Linked DNA regions of Homo sapiens: region 1 is linked to region 2. Evidence: chromatin loops called from intact Hi-C (ENCODE). Cell type or tissue: Calu3. All regions are shown on one strand. Links, peaks and the distances in the headings refer to the core of each region. The heading gives the core; the rest is flanking DNA. Region 1 has its middle 33 kb from the start of FGF13-AS1. Region 2 has its middle 480 kb from the start of MIR504.

The links. A loop is a pair of places that touch in the nucleus more often than their neighbours do. Peaks named below come from ENCODE experiments on the same cell type or tissue, not always from the same donor. Only the 100,000 strongest peaks of a DNase experiment are listed, where the experiment ranks them.
Region 1: it touches region 2 in a loop (31-fold over the local background); 58 of 110 quality-filtered maps call a loop at or near these places.

The regions. Positions count from the first base shown.
Region 1 is chrX:138,742,764-138,748,153 of GRCh38, forward strand. It overlaps a transcript of FGF13 not described here. Among named protein-coding and RNA genes, the nearest start is that of FGF13-AS1, 33 kb to the left of the region's middle. In Calu3, for the core only: no CTCF peak of the experiment used is centred there; a DNase peak (open chromatin) is centred at 2,668.
Region 2 is chrX:138,189,198-138,194,587 of GRCh38, forward strand. No RefSeq gene overlaps it. Among named protein-coding and RNA genes, the nearest start is that of MIR504, 480 kb to the right of the region's middle. In Calu3, for the core only: no CTCF peak of the experiment used is centred there; a DNase peak (open chromatin) is centred at 2,994.

The DNA.
Region 1 (5,390 bases), core at 113-5,112, 550 kb after region 2:
ATAATGCCTGAGATTTAATCATTTCCTATTAAAATGCAAAGCTCTTGTCTCCAGGCCCCCTTGACAGTTTAATTGTTTTAAAATGTCTGCAGAAGCCGCTGTAAACAGATTTGTAGTACGTTGTTTACTTGCTGTGCCACCGCAGCCTCTTGGCTAATTAATGAGCATTTTGCTGCAAATTGGGCCTCTTGTATGCACTGATCCCTCACCTTGGGAAGAATTGATGGAAAGGAGGAATTTATGGGAGTAAGGACAGATATATTTTTCATTTAAAAAATACTGAGTACCCATGAGTTGAAATCTAATATCCACACAAAAACCTGCACGCTAATGTTTATAGCAGCTTTATTCATAGTTGCCAAAACTTAGAAGCAACCAAGATGTCCTTCAGTAGGTGAATGAATAAGTAAACTGTGGTACATCGAGACAATGGCATAAAAGAGGGCTAAAAGAGATGAGCTATCAAGCCATGAAAATACATAGAACTTTAAGTGCATATTACTAAGTGAAAGAAGCCAATCTGAAAAGGTTACTCCATGTGACTCCAACTGTATGACATTCTGGAAAAGGCAAAACTATGGAGGCAGTAAAAGGATCAGTGGTTGCCAGGGGTTGGTGGGGAAGGAGGGATGAATTAGAGGAGCACAGAGGATTTTTTCAGCAGTGAAACTCCTCTGTATGATACTATAATGGCCTTTTATACATTTGTCCAAACCCAGACAATGTACAGCACCAAGAGCAAGCCCTTATGTAATCTATGGACTTTCGGTGATAAGGGCATGTCAATATAGGTTCATCAATTGTAACAAATGTACCACTCCAGTGGGTGGATATTTCTAGTGGGGAGGCCATCCAGGGAATCACAGGGTATATGTCAACTCTGTACCTTATGATCAGTTATGCTATGAACCTAAAACTGCTCTAAAAATAAAGTCTATTTTTAAAACTTGTACTGGGTACCTAATATATTCCAGGAGTACGTTCTCTCTGATCTTCACGACAACCCTAGAAGGTTTTGTTTAGTTTTTTTCATTTTTGTTTTTGTTTTTGCCTATGTGGAAACTCACTAAGAGAGGTGAAGTTTTTTGTTCAAGGTCACAGAGATGGCAATTTGGAATACTATCAGGGGATTCAAAAGCTTGCTTAGTGGTTAACGTGGATACCCTTGATGGTTTCTCTCAACCCAGAGCTTTCAAGATTTTGTGTTCCTCCTCCTCCTCCTCCATAAAATGTTCTTCAGTGAATCCAATTGCTTGAAGTCTATCGCAATTGCCCAAGTCACTCATTTCCTACAATACTAAAGAGTTCCAGGAAGGAGGGGAAATGCCACACAGGAAGCTCTCCAACCACAGTTAGAAGGTTGGAAACCTTCATTCCTGTCAACCACTATGTACTGTGCTTCCTTTCATTTTCACTGAGGGTAACAGGGGCAGACAGAACAGCCAGGAAGATTCCTGCCCTCCTGCATGAACACAAGAGTCAGCTTCAAATAACAACCCATGAACTATACTAACCCACAGTGCAAATCCTAGTCAAGCACCATTGAGGCCCTGATGTATGGAAGGCATAGGTAAAGACTATTATATACCTCCAAATACCATCTATTTGATTATTTTGATATCATGGCCACAATCATGCAAAAACAGGTGGTGGGACTGGGGTGATAATTATTTCTTTATTGGGCTTTTATAAGAATTAAATGAGATATTTATATAAAGTCCTCAGCACAGTGCGTGGCATTTCGTAAGCAGTCAATGGAAGTTAGTCCTCTTACTTTACCCTTAGTCTCTTCTTGCCCATTCACTTGTCTCTCTTGTAACCTCATCATTATCCTGCTTGACATTTTTTGGCAGCATTTTTGTGAAAACAGATCAATAAGGAAGCAATCCACAAACATTAACTGAGTCCTTACAATGTATCAGGACCTTTGTCATGTGCAGGAGTTATAAATATGGAAAACACACACATACACACAGAGCCCAGGGGTTAAAGGAACGAGTCTAAATGGGAAGACATACATGAGTACAGTTCAAAAATATTACTCAGAATCCAAGGCCATCAAAATATGCTGAAGGTAGAAACTGGAGATGAGATGTTGAAGACAAGATTTGATTTGCTTAAGCCACTGGTTACACAAAGTACAACTTTCCCAAATATTGACTGTGTTATGTGTGCTGCCCATCATGGTTTCATAAGAAACAAATCTAAACAAGTGTACACAGCTGGTACTACTATATCTACGTGTTATTACTGACAAGAGCTGACTGATATCTCTGACACCTGGATGAGTCTTCCTCTAAAATGGTCTATCCTATACGAGAGTTAAAAGCAGCATAGTGCATGCTTTTATTCTGTTCAGTTGTGTTTCTGACATCATACTACATAACATCTAAATCTGTCAATGAACAAATTCCAGATATACCACAAATCATACATCTTTAAACTTGATGCCTGAACCTTTTAAAGGAGTTAGGGGTATGTGTGTGAGTGTGAATCTTATTAGTAGGAAGCCTTGTCCGAGGCATACATAATTTTCTGGCAACGGTGGAGAGTTATTCCATTCTTGCACAATTGTATACAATGCAGGGAAAATAAAAAAGTTACTTGGTTTGTGCAGTTCCTCTCTCTCTCTGAGGAAGAATAAGAGAATGGCCTCGTATGTGTTCATAGCACCCCCTTGTGGAGAAATAACGTATTTCAGTTGCATGCTAATCCTCCCAACAACAAGGCACCAACCCCGGCTTCAACAATTTCTTTTTCCTCTCAGGAGTTTCATGGAAAGATAAATTAAATATTTAGATTTTTCCAGGTTAGCATCTCGCGACAATAGGGACAAAACAAATCAAATTACAATCCTTATTCATTTCATTTATCTTGAAGATTCTCTTGGCCAATTTCAAAATTAATGTCAAATTCTTACTCTATTTCAGGAAAACTTCCTTTCCATTCTTTTATTCAGCAAACATTTCCTGGGTTCCCATTATGGATTAGGCCTGTTCTGGGTGTTTGAGACACGAGAATAAATAATCCCAAGTCCCTGCTGGGGAAGGAGCTTGTCTGGAGATGAGAGATACCTGCAGAAGGCAATCAGTGCCATCTTAAAGAATATAAGGCTCTGAGGCTGTACCAGGCCTGGCAAGACTCAGAGAAGGTGAGAGGGAACCAGAAAAACTTCACACAGCAGGTGATAGTTGAACTGAGCATTGAAAATTGAACAGCTGTTCCCAAGGCAGATGAGGTTGGTGAGGGAGAATATTTAGAAGTGTGAAATTACCTGAAACTAAACAGGACACAGCTGAAACTGGAAGTTGTTTGGCATGTCCACAGACTAAGGGGTGAGATTTGGCACAGAGGAGAGGGTTTGGGAGGTACACACTGAAGAAATAGGCAGGGAATAATTTAGGAAGCCAGTTTAAGGAGTTTGGATTTATCTCAATGGTGACTAGGTTTTACACCAGAAAGGAATCAAATGACATTCAGAAAGGTGACCTGGGCTGCAGAGTGGAGAATATGAGGGGGAAAGAGGAAGATAGGATATAGGGAGCTCTCTTAAGAGACACAGGTGACAGTGATGAGGATCTAAGTTAGCACCTCGTTGTGAGGATGAAGACTGGAGTTGTAGGTTCCCTACCAGAACCTAGATCATTGTCTATAAAAAAAAAAATAGTTCTATTGACCACAGAGCTATTTCCTAAAAGTAATTGGCTCTTGCAGGAGGGGGCAGAAAGAGACTATTTCAAATAGCTATCTAAGGTACTCTTTGATTTGACCAACACAATGCAGATGGACCTCACCACCTCCCTAGATTCACCCGGAAGCAACAGAGAAAAGTAGTGAAAAGCAGGGACCCTAGAGCCACAAGGGCATAGACTGGAGTCCTGTGCTCTTCTGCTTATGCTAAGCTATGCTTCATTGGGCTTGTCTCCTCAGATTTTTGAAACTCAGTTTCCTGCTCTGTAAAGTGGATCCAAAAATTCTGTCTATCTCATAGGTTGGTTGTAAGAACTCGAATAATGTATGCAAAGCACTTATCACAGTGCCCAGCATACAGTAAGCAGTGGGGTGGTTTCCTTCTTATTATTCTTCCTTGGCCAGTGTGGCCAGGCAAATTAGCCTTTTGTAAGATGGCTAGTATGCAAGTCCCTTAGTATCTCCCTAGGGCACTCTACCCTGGGCTGTAAGCAAAGCCTCTATTTGAAAGGTATCAAGTGATTTCATCTGTTTCCCTCGTAACCAGGGCAGACTCTAAGCTCCCTGATAGAGTTAGGAACAAACCAGGTTCTGACACTCCCAAGGGCCTGATCTGTGTGCCCACCAATTCTCATCAGAAAGAATGGAACCTGGAAACAAGGCTGACAACAGAATCCTATGGAAATTCTAAGTCAGTCAAGAAAAAGGCATGCTAACAGGAGAAGGCAGCCCAGCCAAGATAGGAGGCCAAACGAATTTGGCATTACTGGGGGCCAATGTGTAGGTGGCTCAGGGAGGGAGAGAGCAGGGTAGGCCTGGAGGAATTATTTGAGTCAAAGTGCATCTCACAGCAATCGCTTTTTTCATGATTTTCTTCATTGTTACCCTTCCTAAAAGAGAGTCTTGGAGAATAATAATCTGATCAAGATTCTCTGACTGAAAAGGTCCTGTGATCAGTGAGTTTGTGAAAGACTGCACAGCACACCAAACTATTGGTAATTAGTATTATGTATTTGGCTTGCTAAAGGTTCAACTAAAGCCTACGGTAAATAAATCTATTTTATGTGAGAAACTCCGGAATAAACATACTAATTTGCCTTCAGAATCCTTTATTTCCCACAGTAGCTACTAAGGTCCCTTAATAATAGCATTGAGTGAAAAACACTTCAAGGGCACGCCAGGCTGATGTCTCCTGGGCACAGGCCTCTTTAGCCAGGACTGACAGAATCACTCAGAAAGGCCCTTCTTCATGGCCTCTCAAAGGTCTTAATCTCAGTTGGCACTGTATTCTCAACCCATCTATCAGATGGCCAGAGCGGGATGAGGTCATAAAGTTTCCAAGGATGAGGCCATCTCCACTGCTTCTAGTATTTTTGGTTCTCTTCTAGGCAAGGGTTCTTTGAGGGAGCTTTTGGAGGCCTGGTACCTTGGAAATGGTAAAATTAAAGTCCTTGAAGACGTCCGCTTGACCTGGAGAGAATGGAGCTTCTCTGCCTGCCAACGAGATTCTAGGCTTCAGGAATAGTAACCTGAAGGGATGGAATGGGAGAGAATTCAAATACCGTTTCTCAAGCCCAAAGGTTCTCTGGGACTTCCACTAGTCCCTGCACTGCTCCAGCAGCATAATCCCCCTCCTTTGAGATATAAGGTAAATGACACTCAGAACATTTGATCATTGGTTACAACTAATTCTGCTCCTT
Region 2 (5,390 bases), core at 96-5,095:
AGAGTTCAAACATAACGTTAATATCTGTTGATGATGCAAGAACTTAACTTCTGGCCAGGATGCAGAAGTTTGAGGTTGGGTGTTCAAATTGCCCAAAACTGATGGGAGAATAAAAGTGGAGAGATGCTAAAGCCTTCAATGGCTACAGACTGTGTATTAATTTCCAGTGACTGGTGTAACAAATTGCCACAAATTGGAAGCTTAAAATAAAAGAAATTTTATCTATCTTGGATCAGAGTTCAGAAGTCTGTAATCAAGGTTTCTCCAGGGCTGCGCTTCCAATGAAGACCCTAGGAGAAAACACTTTCTTGCCTCTTTAAGCTTTTGGTGGCTCCAGGTATTCTTTTCCTTGTGACTGCTAAACTCCAATCTCTGCCTCTATGTTCACATGGCCTTTTTCTTCTTTTCCCTGTGTGTCTCCTTTGTGTGTTTCAAATAAAGGCATTGTCATTGGATTTAGAGTCCATGTGGATAATCAAGGATGATCTCATACGGAGATTCTTAATTACATCTGTACAGACACTTTTCCCAAATAAAGTCACATTCACGGGTTCCAGGGGTTGAGACATGGACATATATTTTTGGGGGCCAACATTCAACCCACAACAGGCAGTGATTTGACAGTTAAAACATTGATGGCTAAATGTCTAACTACATTTCATCTCTCAGATCCTATAGACACATGTTACAGTTAGTAGAGTTCAAACATAACGTTAATATCTGTTGATGATGCAAGAACTTAACTTTAGCAAATACTTTCTAGCTTTCATTACTGGGGACAACATACTTAAGAATAGTGGTAATATTAGACTGCCTAGTCATGGTAGGTAATTAATAAAAAATCTAGTACATATATCTGTGGCAATGCTAATTGATTCCTGGGTGCAATGGATCCAGTTATCTTGTCTAAGAGTACTTAAAATATTTTCACATTATTTTGTTATTTGTCAGCTAAATAATGAAGGGATGAACAAATGTGGCCTGTGAGAATGCTGTGGTCAAGGGTAGGGGGTAGGTCAACTGGGGAGTAAAGGGAGCAAGAAAAGAGAGGCTGAGGTTGGGGCTACTATCTCAGTCCAACTTCAGTCCCCTGGAACCAAGGTGTACACTCTCCTTATTTGGTACTGAAGTTGGAATTTGATAGGTGGATTAAACTGGACTTTAGGGTATATTGCCCCATTTGTGGAAGGTCACCAGAGTTTGTTCTATCACCTTGAGTTCTATTTTTCTGGAGTGATGAATAATCATTTAATGAAGGAATGATCCAGTTCATGTTACCTAAATTCTCACTAGACTTGATGAATCAGACATCATGAACGAATGATTCAGCTCATGTTACCTAAATTCTCACTAGACTTGTTGATGAATCAGACATTGAATCTATTAATTTAAAATGATAAGTAAAAGCTACAAGGAAATCTGAAATGTCCCTTCTGTTCAATAAGCCCAATCTCCTCCCAGAAGGGAGATCACAAGATCTAAATGTGGCTTGATGAGAATGGTGGCCTGGTTGAGGGAGGGCATGGAAAGGTCATAAACTCTGTTAACGAAGGAATGTCCCATCCACTCTATGTGCACCAAACCAAGTATTAAGTCGTCAAGCCACTATCTCTCTGGACATATCTGAAGAAGCTGGCAAGGGCCAATTCCAATTCTCCTTTTTCTGGACTCTGACATGACTGCCCTTCAATTTGTCTTGTCATTACATTACCCTTCCTACTTTAATAGATTTGCAGAACCTTTTATAACTTCCAAGTTGATAACTTATTTTATGCTGATTGCATTTAAGGTTGGCTGCTTCCTAGGAAGACACTTTATTCTTGTTAGTAATATGTCACCCTGCTGGATGGGTAACTGTAGGGAAGGCTTCCAGTAGCCAGCTGCTTTCATTCACAGGCAATTTTTAATCCAAAAAGATCCCATTTAAAATGCTTTTCTTTTTCATCCTTTTTATTCTTTCATGTCCACCTTGGTTCCACATCATCTTAGCTACTTTCATCCTTCTGGAGAATATTCATAAACCAAATATATACAACTAGGATGTCTACTGCACATGATATGCAATTTTCCATAGAGGTAATTGTTTACACTTTTCTTTCATATGCAAAAACATAAAACATACAAGTTATAACATGTAAAATATAGAAGTTCAAATGTTCCAGTGAATCTTTACTAGACAACTTTCATGGAGACAATCTTTTTGTGGATTGCATAGCAATTAACACCAAATCATCATATTAGAGATGGCCTTATAAAATTCCTTCATTCTGTGCTGAATAGAACAAATCAATAAATGTTATGCTTCTTTTCCAAGATTTTCCAGTGAGGTCAGTTGTAATTCAGGATAAACAAGAGAACATCTAGGGCAGTTAACTAGGGGGGGAGCTTGTAACTTTCACATCTCAAATCAGGGCTATTTAAATTTATCTGGAAATTTAATGCTTGATCAATGTTTGCTAGTGAACATATAGTTATTAGAAAAAGAATCATCCTATCAGTTATGTTGAATGTGGCAATTCTTAACACATTCAATCTTACTTTTGAAGAAATCTTAAAGAAAGCAGGTGAAAGGGGAAGATGGGCTAACATATGCATTATATATCTTCTTGCTGCATTGGAAACGTGCACACGTCTAATTATGTGCAAACAATAAATAAAGATCATCTGCGCAGGCTACATGGACTTTTGCACAGATCCTATATTTAGGAAGAAAGAGTAAAGGTAACCACTTTGCTCCAGGTGTATAGAAAGGAGCTTTGTGAAGATAAATTTTAATAGAACCATTCATTAAGGCTGTGCTTGCTAAGTGCCACAATAGATGATTTCACTAAACTATATAAATCAAGACAGCATTTCACTTTTTTTTTAAGTGAATGGAAGAAAAGGCTGGCTTTTTAATATGATTATTTTCATTTTGTATACTCTAGTTTATATTATTAACCAACACTGAAGCCTACTTGCTACCAGCAGAGGGAGCGCAAAGACAAGTTGTCAAGCTGCAGCAGCATGCAGGAGAATGAAGGCTTTTTTGGGGGGTGTAGGGTAGAGGCTGGAGGTATGAGATTACTCAAGAATGTACATCACTCAAGAAAAAGATAGCCACAAAAATAATTGCCAAAAAGTGCATAGATTACATAAATGAAGCCAAGTTTGGGAATCTATTGAAAGGGTCATTTTTCCACACCCACATTTAGCCCTCCTACTTCATCTACTGATTAAAACGAATTTAACAAGTTAATCATTACATCCTTTTCTTAACAAATGGAAGGAGTACCTAAGCAATTTTGGAAACTTTCTAGTTTATTCTTCTAACCATTGCTGAAAACAATCTTAAAATATCTGCACTTAGAGGGTCCAATTAATTATTTTTAAATTAGTTTAAAGTTGATTTTATCACACAGTGATTTGCCATCCATCTTTTAATGGTCATGTTTAATAATCCTCTTTATTTTAAGAGGCTTTTTTCCCTGCATATACATTTGCACGAGTTTAATTCAAACAAACTCTGTGACAATATGTACACAGAGATCTAATTTGAGCCATTGTTTTGTGAACAGTTTGATGTCTACTATAATCTGAATGTTTGTGCCTCCCAAAATTCATATGGTGATACTTAATCCCCAAGGCAGTAGTATTAGGATATTTAACCTTTGGAAGGTAATTAGGTCATCAATGCAGAGCCCTCCTGAATTGGATTAGTGCCTTTATAAAAGAGGCCTGAAGGAGGCTGTTTGCTTTTCTGCCATGTGAGGACGCATGGAAGGTACCATCTATGAGGAATGAGTCCTCACCAGATATCAAATCTCCCGAAGCCTTGATGTTGGACTTTCCAGCCTCCAGAACTGTGAGCAATATATTTTTGTTTATAAATGACCCAGTCCAAAGCATTTCGTTATAGCAGCCCCAAAGGACTAAGACAGTGTCCCACCTACATTCATGTATCAATTTATCCAACATATACTTATTGAAGACCTATGATATACTGGATACAATGATAAGATCAATGGACCCACTAGGGAATATGACAAAGAAACTTACAGTCTACTGGGTTAACAGGCGATAACCGATCAAACAAATAATATAATGTCAGAGAAATGCCATGAAGAAATTATGAGGATAATGTGAAAGAGTGACTGGATGGGAGAAGGGGCATATCTCTCAGAGATGATAATATTAACCCAGAGATCTAAATAAGGAGAAGGCCATACAAGGATCTAGCTGTGTCTGGCAAACTTTTTTCTTAAAGGGCTTGTGAGTCCTAAGATATTTGTCTCAACTTCTCAACTCTGCCACAAAAACAGCCGCAGTCAGTAGTAAATGAATGAGCACAGCTATGTTACAATAAAACTTTATTTACAAAAATAGATTGATGAAAGGGGAAACATCTTTCAGGCAAAGGGAACAGAAATATTAAAAGTCCTAAATCAGGAATAAGCTTGGCATTTTATAGGAACAAAAAGTCTAGTATGACTGGAGAATAATAAGGAAAGAATGAGACCAGCGTATGTCAGAGAGATAAATACTGGGCAGGTCAGCTTGTAGTTTGTGGTAAGTTGTTTGAACTTTATTCTAAGTATGAAAGGATACTTTTGGAGAATATTAAGCAGGTGATTATTAACATAATTATTAACATAATCTGATGTGCATTTTAAAAGATGAACTCTGTTGTGTGGAAAGTAGATTTTAGGGAGGAAGAGTAGAAGTCAAAGAATAGTTACTAGTTGGTTCTAATGAGAGGTGATGGCAGATTTGATTAGGATAATAATCAAAGTAGAGATAGGAATGGAGATAGCAGTGGATGGATTCAGTGTGTGTGTTGGAGGTATAATCAATAGGAATCACTGATGCACAAGGAAGATAAAGAGGGAAATCCAGAGTTTTCAACTTGAGCCTCTAGGTAAATGGTGATACCATTTACTGAGGTGGGAGAGATTAAAAGAGAAGCAGTATTTGGGGGCAAGACAGAAACCATAAGTACTCTTTTGGACATAAGAAACTTACAGTTGCCTATTAGATATTCAAAGAGGCAACTGGAGATATGAGACTGGAGCATGAAGCATATGGCAAGTCTAACAATATAACTTTAGGGGTCATTTATTAACAGAAAGTATCAAGTCTAAACATATAACTTTTCAAGTCATTAGTTAATAGATAATATCAATACCATTTAGTTAAATGTGCTCACCTAGGGACAGTGTATTGGACAGAAGAGATAAATGAAGATTGGTACCAAGCCTTGAGGTCCTCCATATTTAGAGTTTGAACAGAGAAGAAGCATCAAAGGAAACTGCTTTCCTCATCGGCCATGAGGAAGAGTAGGAGAGTGTATCCTTCCTAGAATTAAATGGAGAAGTGTCCCAAGATGAGAGAGTAGCCAATAATCAATAGCA